Linked DNA regions of Homo sapiens: region 1 is linked to region 2. Evidence: chromatin contacts called from ENCODE Hi-C or POLR2A ChIA-PET data. All regions are on one chromosome and are shown on one strand. Each heading gives the region's core, a stretch centred on a gene start or an enhancer-like site at or near the end of the contact. The rest is flanking DNA. Distances are from core to core; before and after follow the strand shown. Region 1 overlaps INSR (insulin receptor). Region 2 overlaps INSR (insulin receptor).

Evidence for each region. Hi-C counts contacts between places; a loop is a spot of excess contacts on that map. ChIA-PET counts read pairs that join two places held with the same protein, here RNA polymerase II (POLR2A). Pooled maps may share reads with other maps.
Region 1: a pooled map shows a loop between it and region 2 (4-fold over the local background). The contact joins two enhancer-like sites. A Hi-C loop is called at or near these places in 1 of 37 single-sample maps with no recorded cell type and 5 of 50 pooled maps. POLR2A ChIA-PET finds 5 or more read pairs at or near these places in 6 of 52 experiments (CD4-positive, alpha-beta T cell, GM12878, Panc1 and 3 more).

What each region holds. Positions count from the first base shown.
Region 1 is chr19:7,210,357-7,216,014 of GRCh38, reverse strand. All of the region lies in intron 2 of INSR (insulin receptor), which reads left to right. Among named protein-coding and RNA genes, the nearest start is that of INSR, 81 kb to the left of the region's middle. RefSeq lists enhancers at 2,357-2,902, 2,903-3,449. Within about 2 kb of position 1,639, at least 2 of the 41 ENCODE cell types and tissues checked have a DNase peak (open chromatin) inside an H3K27ac peak, as active enhancers do.
Region 2 is chr19:7,147,005-7,152,838 of GRCh38, reverse strand. It overlaps INSR (insulin receptor), which reads left to right. Exons shown (of 22, transcript NM_000208.4): 10 at 1-113; 11 at 2,307-2,342. Among named protein-coding and RNA genes, the nearest start is that of ZNF557, 80 kb to the right of the region's middle. Within about 2 kb of position 3,583, at least 2 of the 41 ENCODE cell types and tissues checked have a DNase peak (open chromatin) inside an H3K27ac peak, as active enhancers do.

The DNA of each region.
Region 1 (5,658 bases), core at 390-2,889, 65 kb before region 2:
CCTCAGGTGAGACCATGAGATTAGGAACCTGTTTCAATTCCCGTCGGAATTTCCCAACAGAGCTGGGGCTTTGTGATTCGAATATGTTCAGAGAAGGAAGCAGAAGGAAGCAGAAATGAAGGATGTTATCAGAAAAGGAGACTCAGGGTTGGGTGTGGTGGCTCACGCCTGTAATCCCAGCACTTTGGGAGGCCAAGGTGAGTGGATCACCTGAGGTCAGGAGTTTGAGACCAGCCAGGCCAACATGGTAAAACCCTGTCTCTACTAAAAATTACAAAAATTAGCCAGGCGTGGTGGCATGCGCCTGTAATTCAAGCTACTCGGGAGACTGAGGCAGGAGAATCACTTGAACCCGGGAGGCGAAGGTTGCAGTGAGCCAAGATCATGCCACTGCACTCCAGCCTGGGTGACAGAGCAAGACTCCATCTCAAAAAAATAAATAAATAAATAAATAAATACAGGAAAAGGAAGCTCGGTAGTTTTCAGGGGCTGCTGGCGTTTCCAAGCTTTAGGCATTTTGCTTTGAGTCTTTTTCTGTCTTTCGAGTCATCCTGAAGTGGAACCGAGAGAGGACTGAGTGGGTGGAGGGGGTGGTGGTGGGGACGGCTGTCTGCTCTGCTGGAATTGAGAGTCTGGGAGATCATTGTGGTGTTTTTGGAGTGATTCTTAACCCCAGATATAGACAGTGACACAAGGGGCATAAATACGAGGAACAGTGACCTTCCCTGGTGTCCTTGTTTGAAGCATTTGACCATCTGGGCAAGGCCTGGGAGTGTCTGAACTGGCTGGTGCTTCCATGAACAAGCACAGACTCAGAGCCCATGGTCCTGGGTTCGAATCCTAGTTCTTCCACTTCTTTGCTGTATGACCTTTGTCTACAAAAAATAAAAATTTAGCCAGGCACAGTGGCGTGTGCCTGTAGCCCCAGCTACTCGGGAGGCTGAGGCAGGAAGATCCATTGAGCCCAGGGGTCGAGGCTGTAGTGAGCTATGATTGCACCACTGCACTCCAGCCTGGGCAACAGAAGCAGACCCTGAAGAAAGAAAGAAGCTGGGAAGACAGGGAAGAAGGAAGGAAGAAAGGAGGGAGGGAGAGGGGAAGGAAGGAAGGAAAAAAAAGGGAGGGAACAAGGAAGGAAGGAAGGAGGTGGGGACGGAGGGAAGAAGGAAGGAAGGAGGGAGGGAAGGAAGGAAAGGGAGGGAGGGGAGGGAGGAGGGAGGGAGGGAAGAAAAAAAGGGAAGGGAAGGAACTTTGGAACTACTGAACATCTCTGTTTCCTCATCTATAAAAAGAGGGATAAGTCATCATCATATCTTCCTCTATGGTCATTGAGTGGATGAAATAAGACAGCATTTGCAAATCCCCTAATGCATACCTGGCCCCTGATTTTGTTCCTTGGGCTGCAGCGATGATAGAGGTTTAAAACCTCCAAACGCTGTGTTGAAATCTCTCACGTGGACAACCAGCCCACCAGCAGAGAATGTCATTTTTCCATCCTGGGTAAACAGGGTAGAGAAGAATGAGGACCTCAGGCCAGGTTAGAGAGACCTCGCTTGGTGACCTTGGGAAGGCTTTTAACTTTTAACTTTAATGCTAACATCTGGTTCCCTCCAGTTAGGCAGTCGGCGGCCTAGCCGTCTTGTCTTGAAGTTTCTCTTGCCTTCCATCATGGGTTTATTTGTTCAGCAAATGTTTATGGAGGGCCAGCACAGGGGGGAATAAGAACTAGAGTTCTGGGAGGACGTGTGAAGAAACAAGTTCCGAGCCCCAGGGAGGAAAGAGGTCATTGCCTCCCTCTGGGGAAAATGTCTCTTCTCATACCTGGTTCACTTCTTAAATGGAATTTCCCCCTTCAGATGAGTAAGGCGTTTAATCACAAAGAGAAAACACCTTCATCACATAGCCATCCTTAAAAGGCATTTATTGTGAAGCTGGTTCATAGACTTCTCGCCCAGGTTGCTAACAGCCAACCTGTCTGGGTTTTGGGAAGTTAAAGTGTCTGTATCCCATTTCCTTTTTTTTTTTGAGACAAAGTCTTGCCCTGTCACCTAGCCTGGAGTGCAATGGCACAATCTCTGCTCACTGAAACCTCTGCCTCCCGGGTTCAAGCGATTCTCCTGCCTCAGCCCTCCCGCGTAGCTGAGATTGCAGGCGTGCACCACCACGCCTGGCTAATTTTTTGTATCTTTACTAGAGATGGGGTTTCACCATGTTGGTCAGGCTGGTCTCGAACTCCTGACTTCGTGACTCACCAGCCTCAGCCTCCCAAAGGGCTGGGATGACAGGCGTGAGCCACTGTGCCCAGCCAGTTCTGACTTTTTAACTTGTGATTTGACTTTTCCTGTCTGAAGTCTTTCTCTGCTGGACGTGAGTTGTTGAAGGTGTTGCTTTTCTTTGTAGACAATTAGAGGCGCTCATGCACTGGGCTATGGACAATAATACTTTGAAGATGTGCAAATGATTTGCAACCTTTGTTGCATAAATTATCCCTCTGAGATGCTGTTTGGCTTGATAAATAAAGGACCTGCAAGAGAGAATTTATCTTGAGCATTCCTTGGGGGAGAGAAGCAAAGGGGAAGTGAATGCTGCATAATAATTCTTTGCATACTTTATGGAGGGTGGGTTCCTGCAGTGCCCTGTAGGGTTTTTTGTTTGTTTTTTTTTTTTTTTTTTGAGATGGAGTCGCTCTGTAGCCCAGGCTGGAGTGCAATGGTGCGATCTTGGCTCACTGCAACCTCCGCCTCCCGGGTTCAAGCGATTCTCCTGCCTCAGCCTGCCAAGTAGCTGGGACTACAGACGTGCTCCACCACGCCCAGCTAATTTTTGTATTTTTAGTAGAGACAGGGTTTCACCGTGTTAGCCAGGATGGTCTCGATCTCCTGACCTCGTGATCCGCCCACTTCGGCCTCCCAAAGTGCTGGGATTACAGGCGTGAGCCACCGCGCCCGGCCCCCTGTAGTGGTTTAAAGCATCTTCACTGTTATTCTAAGCCTCACATTTTAAACAGAGCTGAAAAAGGACTCTAATTGCTGGCCTGGGATCCTTGTGTGCTGTAGGAATTCACTGAGGGGGCGGGGCTGGAGAGGGCTGCTAGAGGGTGGTACAGAAGCAGATGGAACTTTCTCTCTGGCTGGACACAGTAGCTCACACCTGTAATCCCAGCACTTTGGGAGGCTGAGGTTGGTGGATCACCTGAGGTCAGGAGTTCGAGACCAGCCTGGCCAACATGGTGAAGCCCCGTCTTTACTAAAAATACAAAAAATTAGCAGGACGTGGGGGTGGGTGCCTGTAGTCCCAACTACTTGGGAGGCTGAGGCAGGAGAATCGCTTGAACCCGGGAGGTAGAGCTTGCAGTGAGCCGAGATCATGCCATTGCACTCCAGCCTGGGCAACAAGAGTGAAACTCCATCTCAAAAAAACCCAAAAATAAATTTAAAGAAAAATTTTCTCTCTGATTCTGCCTGCCTGCCTGCTAGACTGGAAGCACCATGAGGTCAAGGTCCACGATGTCTTGTCGCTATTGAAGCGCCTCCAAAACATGGCAGACCCTCAGCAAATCTTGGACAGATGAATGGGCATTCGATTCAACATGTGTCTGCTAGGTGGGAGCTGAGCGGGAATCGCAGGGCTTGGGTCCCGGGGATGATGGGGAATGGCAGTGTGACTGTGGGGAAGCCAGGGGAATGGGGTGCTGGAGCCCCCAAAGCTATAAATCAGGGCCTGATGAACAGACAGACAGATGGACCAACTTAACCATTTCAGCCCCATCGGCTTTGATGATTTCCCTCTGGCTCTGGCAAGAGTCTCGCTCACCAAGTGGTTCTCACCCTAGGGTGGGTCTGGATATTTCTGGGGACATCTGTGGTTGTCACACGTCGGGGTGGGGGGAGATGCTCCTGACATGGAGTGGGTGGAGGCCAGGGATACTGCTCAGCACCCTGCAATGTACAAGACGGCCCCTCCCCAGATGAAGATCCGACTCTGAATACCACCAGTCCTGAGGCTGAGAAACCCTACTTTAAGATAACAGTGATGGGGGAATTATCCACCCCAGAGTCTGAGTCTGTGACTTGGGAAACGGCCCCGGCATTACCAGGTGTTGAATTCGTGAGAATACAAGGAGAAGGCGTGTAGCCCGTGACCCAGTCCTGCCCCAGACAAACCGATATTCCCTCCAAAGCTCTATTTGGCAGAAGAAGTGTTTTCGTTCCCTCTTGCCTGTGGTATCTCCCCTGATAAGCGTTGTGGATTGTTCCAGACCGTGTTGACGGGGACAGCTTCCTTCTCCGCGGCTGCCGGCCCTGACCCTGCAGCTTTCAGTCTGTGGGAGTAGAGTCAGCTGTTGAGCAGTTTACTCTGTCCCTGTGTCAATGGGATTGTGCATGTTTTGGTTCCTGAGGGGTCATTGATGGTGCACTTTTCTTTTGTTGTTAGTCAATTTAATTTGTTACTAATAATAAAATCTGGAACTTACCTGACCCCAAAGGCCCAGGTCGTTAAGAATGCTTGGTGGAATGCACGTCCTTTTCAAATACCGGCTCCTTTGGAAAACACAGAGGATGGAGTGAAATCCTTACCTGGATTGTACTGGCAGTGGGATGACAGCGTCACCTCCTGAAAATGGAATGTAGCTTATTGCTAAATAAGACAGCGCAGTGCCTCCCTCGCACCTGTCATCTTGGTGCTTAGAGAGGCCAAGGTGGGAGGAATTCTCGAGGCCAGGAGTTCAAAACCAGCCTGGGCAATACAGAAAGAGCCTATTTCTACTACAAATATAAAAATTAGCTGGGCATGGTGACATGCACCTGTAGTCGCAGCTACATGGGAGGCTGAGGTGGGAGAATCGCTTAAGCCCAGGAAGTCGAGGCTGCAGTGAGCTGTGACTTGCTACTGCACTCCAGCCCATGCAGCTGAGCGAGATCCTCTTTCAAACAAACCAGCCAACTAACAAGCAGGCCCCAAGGGGACAATTTTTCTGGAATTACCTGATTGTATCAAGAACAGTTTGATCAACACCTGTAATCCCAGTACTTTGGGAGGACGGATCACTTGAGGTCAGGAGTTAGAGACCAGCCTCGCCAACATGGTGAAACCCTGTCTCTACTAAAAATATAATAATTAGCTGGGCATGGTGGTGGGTGGCTGTAATCCCAGCTACTTGGGAGGCAGAGGCAGGAGAATTGCTTGAAACCGCGAGGCAGAGGCTGCAGTGAGCTGAGACTGTACCACTGCACTCCAGCCTGGGCCACAGAGTAAGACTCTGTCTCTCTCTGTCTCTCTGTCTCTGTCTCTCTCTCTCCATATATACATATATATTTATATATATAACTTATCTTGAAGACGGTTTTGGCACGCCTTAACTTTTATGCCAGAGGCCAGTGCCTTGCTTGTGTCACCCTGGTTCCAAGAATCTGCATAGTTTTTCCCAGCCCATTCTACAGACAGGGAAACTGAGGACCAGGCACACTAGGTTCCCCTCCAGGAGTCGCACAGCGAGGAGAAAGTGGAGCCATGACTTGATGCCAAACACTGAGACTCCAGAACCCATATTTTCTCAGCTCTTAGGTTTTTGTCAATTTCCTAAATTTGTGTGTGTTTTAGTGGGGCTGAGTTTCTCCTGTTAATTTGTTTATGGAGAGGAGACACTCTTGTTTACTT
Region 2 (5,834 bases), core at 2,334-4,833:
GGCGAATGCTGCTCCTGTCCAAAGACAGACTCTCAGATCCTGAAGGAGCTGGAGGAGTCCTCGTTTAGGAAGACGTTTGAGGATTACCTGCACAACGTGGTTTTCGTCCCCAGGTCAGGACTTGGCGCTGGGCTCTCTTAGTGGGTGCCAATTGGCTTGGTGTTGGTGGAAGGTCATTACTTAGGGACCGAGAGGTAGTGGGACCCAGAGACGGCAGAAGGGTGGGTGGAGTCTGAATGGAGCCCTTTCCTGGGTGGAGGAAGAGATCTTGCAGTTTCGAAATTTCGAGGGGAATTTTATCAGGAAGAGCAAATAATCGCACAAAAGGGGAAAAATGGACAAAACTCAGCATTTGCCTTTCTTACCTCTCCTGAGCTGGTCTCCACGTGAGTTCCAAAACAAACTCCGTTAGACGATTAACATTTTTTTTTTTCTCTCTCTCTCTTTTTTTTTTTTTTTTGACAGAGTCTCACTCTATCGTCCAGGCTGGAGTGCGGTGGTGCGATTTCAGCTCACCCTTTCCGGGTTCGAGTGATTCTTGTGCCTCAGCCTCCCAAGTAGCTGGGACTACAGGTGCGCAGCACCACGCCCAGCTAATTTTTATATTTTTAGTAGAGACGGGGTTTTGCCATGTTGGCTAGGCTGGTCTCTAACCCCTGACCTCAGGTGATCTGCCTGCCTCGGCCTCCCAGAGTGCTGGGATTATAGGTGTGAGCCACCGTGCCTGGCCGTGATTATTGAGGCTTTAGCTGAGCGCAGTGGTGTAAGCCTGTGGTCCCAGCTAGTTGGGAAGCCGAGGTGGTAGGGTTGCTTGAGGCCAGCCTGGGCAACATAATGAGACCCCATCGCTACCAAAAAAAAAAAAAAACAGTTTAAAAATTAGTCAGGCATGGTAATGCATGTCTGAACTCCTAGCCCATGGGGAGGCTGAGAAAGAAGGATCACAAGAGGCCAGGAGATGGAGGCTACGATAAGCGATGATGGCGCCACTGCGCTCCAGCCTGGGTGACAGAGTGAGACCCTGTCTCTAAAAAAAAATTAAAAGTATCTGTTCAGATGTTTACCAATGCTATTCATCCGAGCAGACTTTTCTCCCAGAACCACCAGTGTGTAAGAATCCTCTTTTTTTTTTTTCTTTTCTTTTTCTTTTTTTGTTGCATGTTTCCCCTATGACCCTGAGTCCAAAAGAATGTTCAGGGGGACAGCCAAGGCTTCAAAGTGGTTACTGTTTCACCTGTTACAAACAAAATGTTGGCTAGGCACAGTGGCTCACTCGTGTAATCCCAGCACTTTGGGAGGCCGAAGTGGGAGAATCAGTTGAGGCCAAAGGTGGAGACCAGCCTGAGCAACAGAGTGAGACCCTATCTCTACTAAAAAAGGAAAAAAAAAAAAAAAATAGCCAGACATGTTGGTGCATGCCTTGTAGTCCCAGCTACTCCGGAGGCTGAGGCGGGAGAATTGCTGGAGCACAGGAGTTGGAGGCTGCTGTGAGCTATGATGGCACCATTGCACTCCAGCCTGGGCAACAGAGCAAGACCCTGTCTCAAAAAGGAAGGAAGGGAAAAAAAGAAAGAAAGAAAGGAATGGAGGGAGGGAGGGAAAGAGGAAGGAAGGAAGAGAGAAAGAAAAAGAAAGAAAGAAAGAAAGAAAGAAAGAAAGAAAGAAAGAAAGAAAGAGAAAGAAAGAAAGGAAAGAGAGAAAGAAAGGACAGAGAAAGGAAGGGGGCAAGGGAGGGAGAGAGGAGGGAAGGAAGGAAGGAAAAAAGGAAAAGAAAGAAAAGAAAGAGAAAGAAAATGAAAAAAAGAAGGAAGGAAAGAGAAAGAAAGCAAATGAAGGAAGGAAAGAGGGAAAAAGAGAGAAAGAAAGTAAAAGAGGAAAGAAGGAAGGAAGGAGAGAGAGGGAGAGAGAAAAGAGAAAGAGAAAAGAAAAGGAGAAAGAGGAAAGAAACCAGAAAGAGAGAGAGAAAGAAGAAAGAAGGGAAAGAAAAGAAAAATTCTGCCAGACTTGGAGAAGTGGCTGAGTCAGTTGTGATGTCCACATGTAGTCACGTTTGACATCCCAGGGCCACCTCAGCAGGCCGTCTCTGGGGAGAATTTTCTCTGATTTCTTCCCCTTCCCTTGCTGGACCCCTGCACCTGCTGGGGAAGATGTAGCTCACTCCGTCTAGCAAGTGATGGGAGCGAGTGGTCCAGGGTCAAAGCCAGGGTGCCCTTACTCGGACACATGTGGCCTCCAAGTGTCAGAGCCCAGTGGTCTGTCTAATGAAGTTCCCTCTGTCCTCAAAGGCGTTGGTTTTGTTTCCACAGAAAAACCTCTTCAGGCACTGGTGCCGAGGACCCTAGGTATGACTCACCTGTGCGACCCCTGGTGCCTGCTCCGCGCAGGGCCGGCGGCGTGCCAGGCAGATGCCTCGGAGAACCCAGGGGTTTCTGTGGCTTTTTGCATGCGGCGGGCAGCTGTGCTGGAGAGCAGATGCTTCACCAATTCAGAAATCCAATGCCTTCACTCTGAAATGAAATCTGGGCATGAATGTGGGGAGAAACCTTCACTAACACACTCTTGCTAAAACATAGAATCATGGGAGTGCTTCCTGGGTACCCCCTCCCTGCCTTCTGTTTGCAGCCACTGTTTGCTCACTAAACATCTCTGCACCTCCCGCGTGCATTTGCAGAGGTGGGTGGGGGTCCCCGGAGTCTGAGCTCCCCGCGGCTGGGTGCCCCGACCCAGCAGCTCCTACACCATGAATGGAGGTTGATCTGGAAACAGAATATTTTCATGAAAGGGCGACAGGGTATGAACAAAAGAACACCGTGTCGCTCACTGAATTCCACGGAGGAGAGTCAGGGATCTCTTCCTTCCTTCCTTCCTTCCTTCCTTCCTTCCTTCCTTCCTTCCTTCCTTCTTTCTTTTTTTCCTTCTTTCTTTCTTTCCTTCTTTCTTTTCTTTTCTTTATTCCCTCCCTCTCTCCCTCCGTCCGTCCCTCCCTCCCTTCCTTCTTTCCTTCTTCTTTTTTTTTTGGATGGAATTTCACTCTTGTTGCCCAGGCTAGAGTGCAGTGGTGCGATCTCGGCTCTCCACAACCTCCACCTCCCGGGTTCAAGCAATTCTCCTGCCTCAGCCTCCTGAGTAGCTGGGATTACAGGCATGCGCCACCACGCCCGGCTAATTTTTGTACTTTTAGTAGAGACAGGGTTTCTCCATGTTGGTCAGGCTGGTCTCGATCTCCCGACCTCAGGCGATCCGCCCGCCTCGGCCTCCCAAAGTGCTGGAATTACAGGCGTGAGCCACCGCCCCTGGCCAGGGACGTTTCTTTTCAACTTGAGTCTTAAGAGAATGAAGCAGTATGGTCCTGGGAGAGAGAAAAAGCTTGGAGAACTTGGGAGAAAGGCAAGGAGATGTTTACCTGTCGTGGCTTTTGGGAGGAACAGGAGGTGAGACTAAAGAGGCAAGTTGGGACCACTTGGAGAGATTTTCTTCCTTTAGCAGAGTGTTTATTTATTTATTTTTTCCCAGGCACCTGTGTGGCCTGATCTGCCCTCTAGTGGCCATTTGCAATACTAACTGTAGCCAAGAAGGGTCTAAAAATGTACGGGCTTGGTCCAAAGCAGATCTCAATCTCAGTCCTGCTATTAATAATATTCGGGTGGCTCACGCCTGTAATCCCAGCACTTTGGGAGGCCGAGGCGGGCGGATCATGAGATCAGAAGATCGAGACCATCCTGGCTAACACGGTGAAACCCCGTCACTACTAAAAATACAAGAAATTAGCTGGGCGTGGTGACGCAGCTACCCCAGGCGGGGCAATCACTTGAGGCCAGGAGTTCGAGACCAGCCTGACCAAGATGGTGAAACCCCGTTACTACAAGAAACATAAAAATTAGCCGGGCGTGGTGACACACGCCTGTAGTCCCAGCTACTCGGGAGGCTGAGGCAGGAGAATGGCGTGAACCTGGGACGCGGAGCTTGCAGTGAGCCAAGATCGTGCCACTGCACTCCAGCCTGGGCCACAGAGCGAGACTCCGTCTCAAAAAAAATAAAAATAAAATAATATTTGGGGCCACAGCTGGACTTGGTAGCTCACGCCTGTAATCCCAACACTTTGAGAGGCCCAGGCGGGGCAATCACTTGAGGCCAGGAGTTCGAGACCAGCCTGACCAAGATGGTGAAACCCCGTTACTACAAGAAATATAAAAATTAGCCGGGCATGGTGACACACGCCTGTAGTCCCAGCTACTTGGGAGGCCGAGGCAGGAGAATCACTTGATTTCTGGAGGCGGAGGTTGCGGTGAGCCGAGATCTCGCCACTGCATTCCAGCCTGGGTGACAGAGCGAGACTCTGTCTCAAAAAAAAAAAAAAAAAAGAATAAATACATAATACTAATAATAATAATAAATAATATTTGGGGTCAGATTATTCTAGGGCACTGTCCAACAACACTGAGAAGCATCCCTGGCTTCCACTCATCTGATGCCAGTAGTGTGTCTTCCCCCTAAAGTAGTAATAACCAAAAATATCTTCAGACATTGCTAAATATCCCCCTGGGTGATGGGGTCAGAAGGACCCTTGGTTGAGATGACCAGGTTAGTGTGGGATTGCTGGATAATAAAATGCTGCCTAGGCCAGGTGCTGTGGCTCATGCCTGATGCCTGTAATCCCAGCACTTTGGGAGGCCCAGGCAGGCAGATCACCTGAGGTCAAGAGTTTGAAACCAGCCTGGGCAACATGGCGAAACCCCGTCTCTACTAAAAATACAAAAATTAGCCGGGCATGATGATGCACGCCTGTAATCCCAGCTACTTGGGAGGCTGAGGCAGGAGAATCGCTTGAACCCAGAAATTGGAAGTTACAGTGAGCCAAGATCACACCACTGCACTCCAGCCTGGGCAACAGAGCAAGACTCTGTCTCAAAAAAAAAAATCAGTTGATGCTTTGTCTTTTGCCACTTCATGGTCTTTTTGGTTATAATCTTTTTGGTATATAAACTCATTTGGCCTGTTTGATGAGCCCATTTTACATCTCTGGTTGTTGAGATACCAATTTCTCAGTAGTTACTCATGAAGCACCAACGTCTTGGTTATTTTCACGAGACCCATTTGTGCCTGTATAGAAATTATCTGAATCTTGCTAATACGGACATATCTTTGGCTTGATAAGTGGTGGAGCTGTTTTCTTTTCCATTCTACAATGTTGTTAGTCTTTTAATACAAAAAGACCATAAAGAGAATCTTAAGAAATGCCCCCAAAGTAGGATTTGTTTTCTGACCACACATTTTCTGATGACGCTGCAATAGAAACTAAAAGTTAATTTCAAAAGATTAAACAGAAAACTTCACTTCTTGGTGGTTAAAAGTTAAACACTTACAGGCTGGGCGCAGTGACTCACACCTGTAATCGCAGCACTTTGGGAGGCCCAGGCAGGCGGATCACCTGAGGTCAGGAGTTTGAGACCAGCCTGGCCAATATGGTGAAACCCCTTCTCTACTAAAAATACAAAAATTAGCCAGATGTGGTAACGTGCGCCTGTAGTCCCAGCTACTCAGGAGACTGAGGCAGAAGAATCACTTGAACCTGGGAGGTGGAGGTTGCAGTGAGCCGAGATCACGCCACTGCCCTCCAGCCTGGGCAACAGAGCGAGACTCTGTCTAAAAAAAAAAAAAGTTAAAAAGTTAAACACTTACATATCTATCGGGCCAAAGCAGAAATGGAAACTTCCATTGAAGTCCTTTTGGAAAATAATGAAAATGTGAATATCACATACCTTAACTTGTAGAATATTGTCAAAGCTTGGCTTTGATGTTACTTAGCAGACTTAAATGGATTGATAAATTAAGAA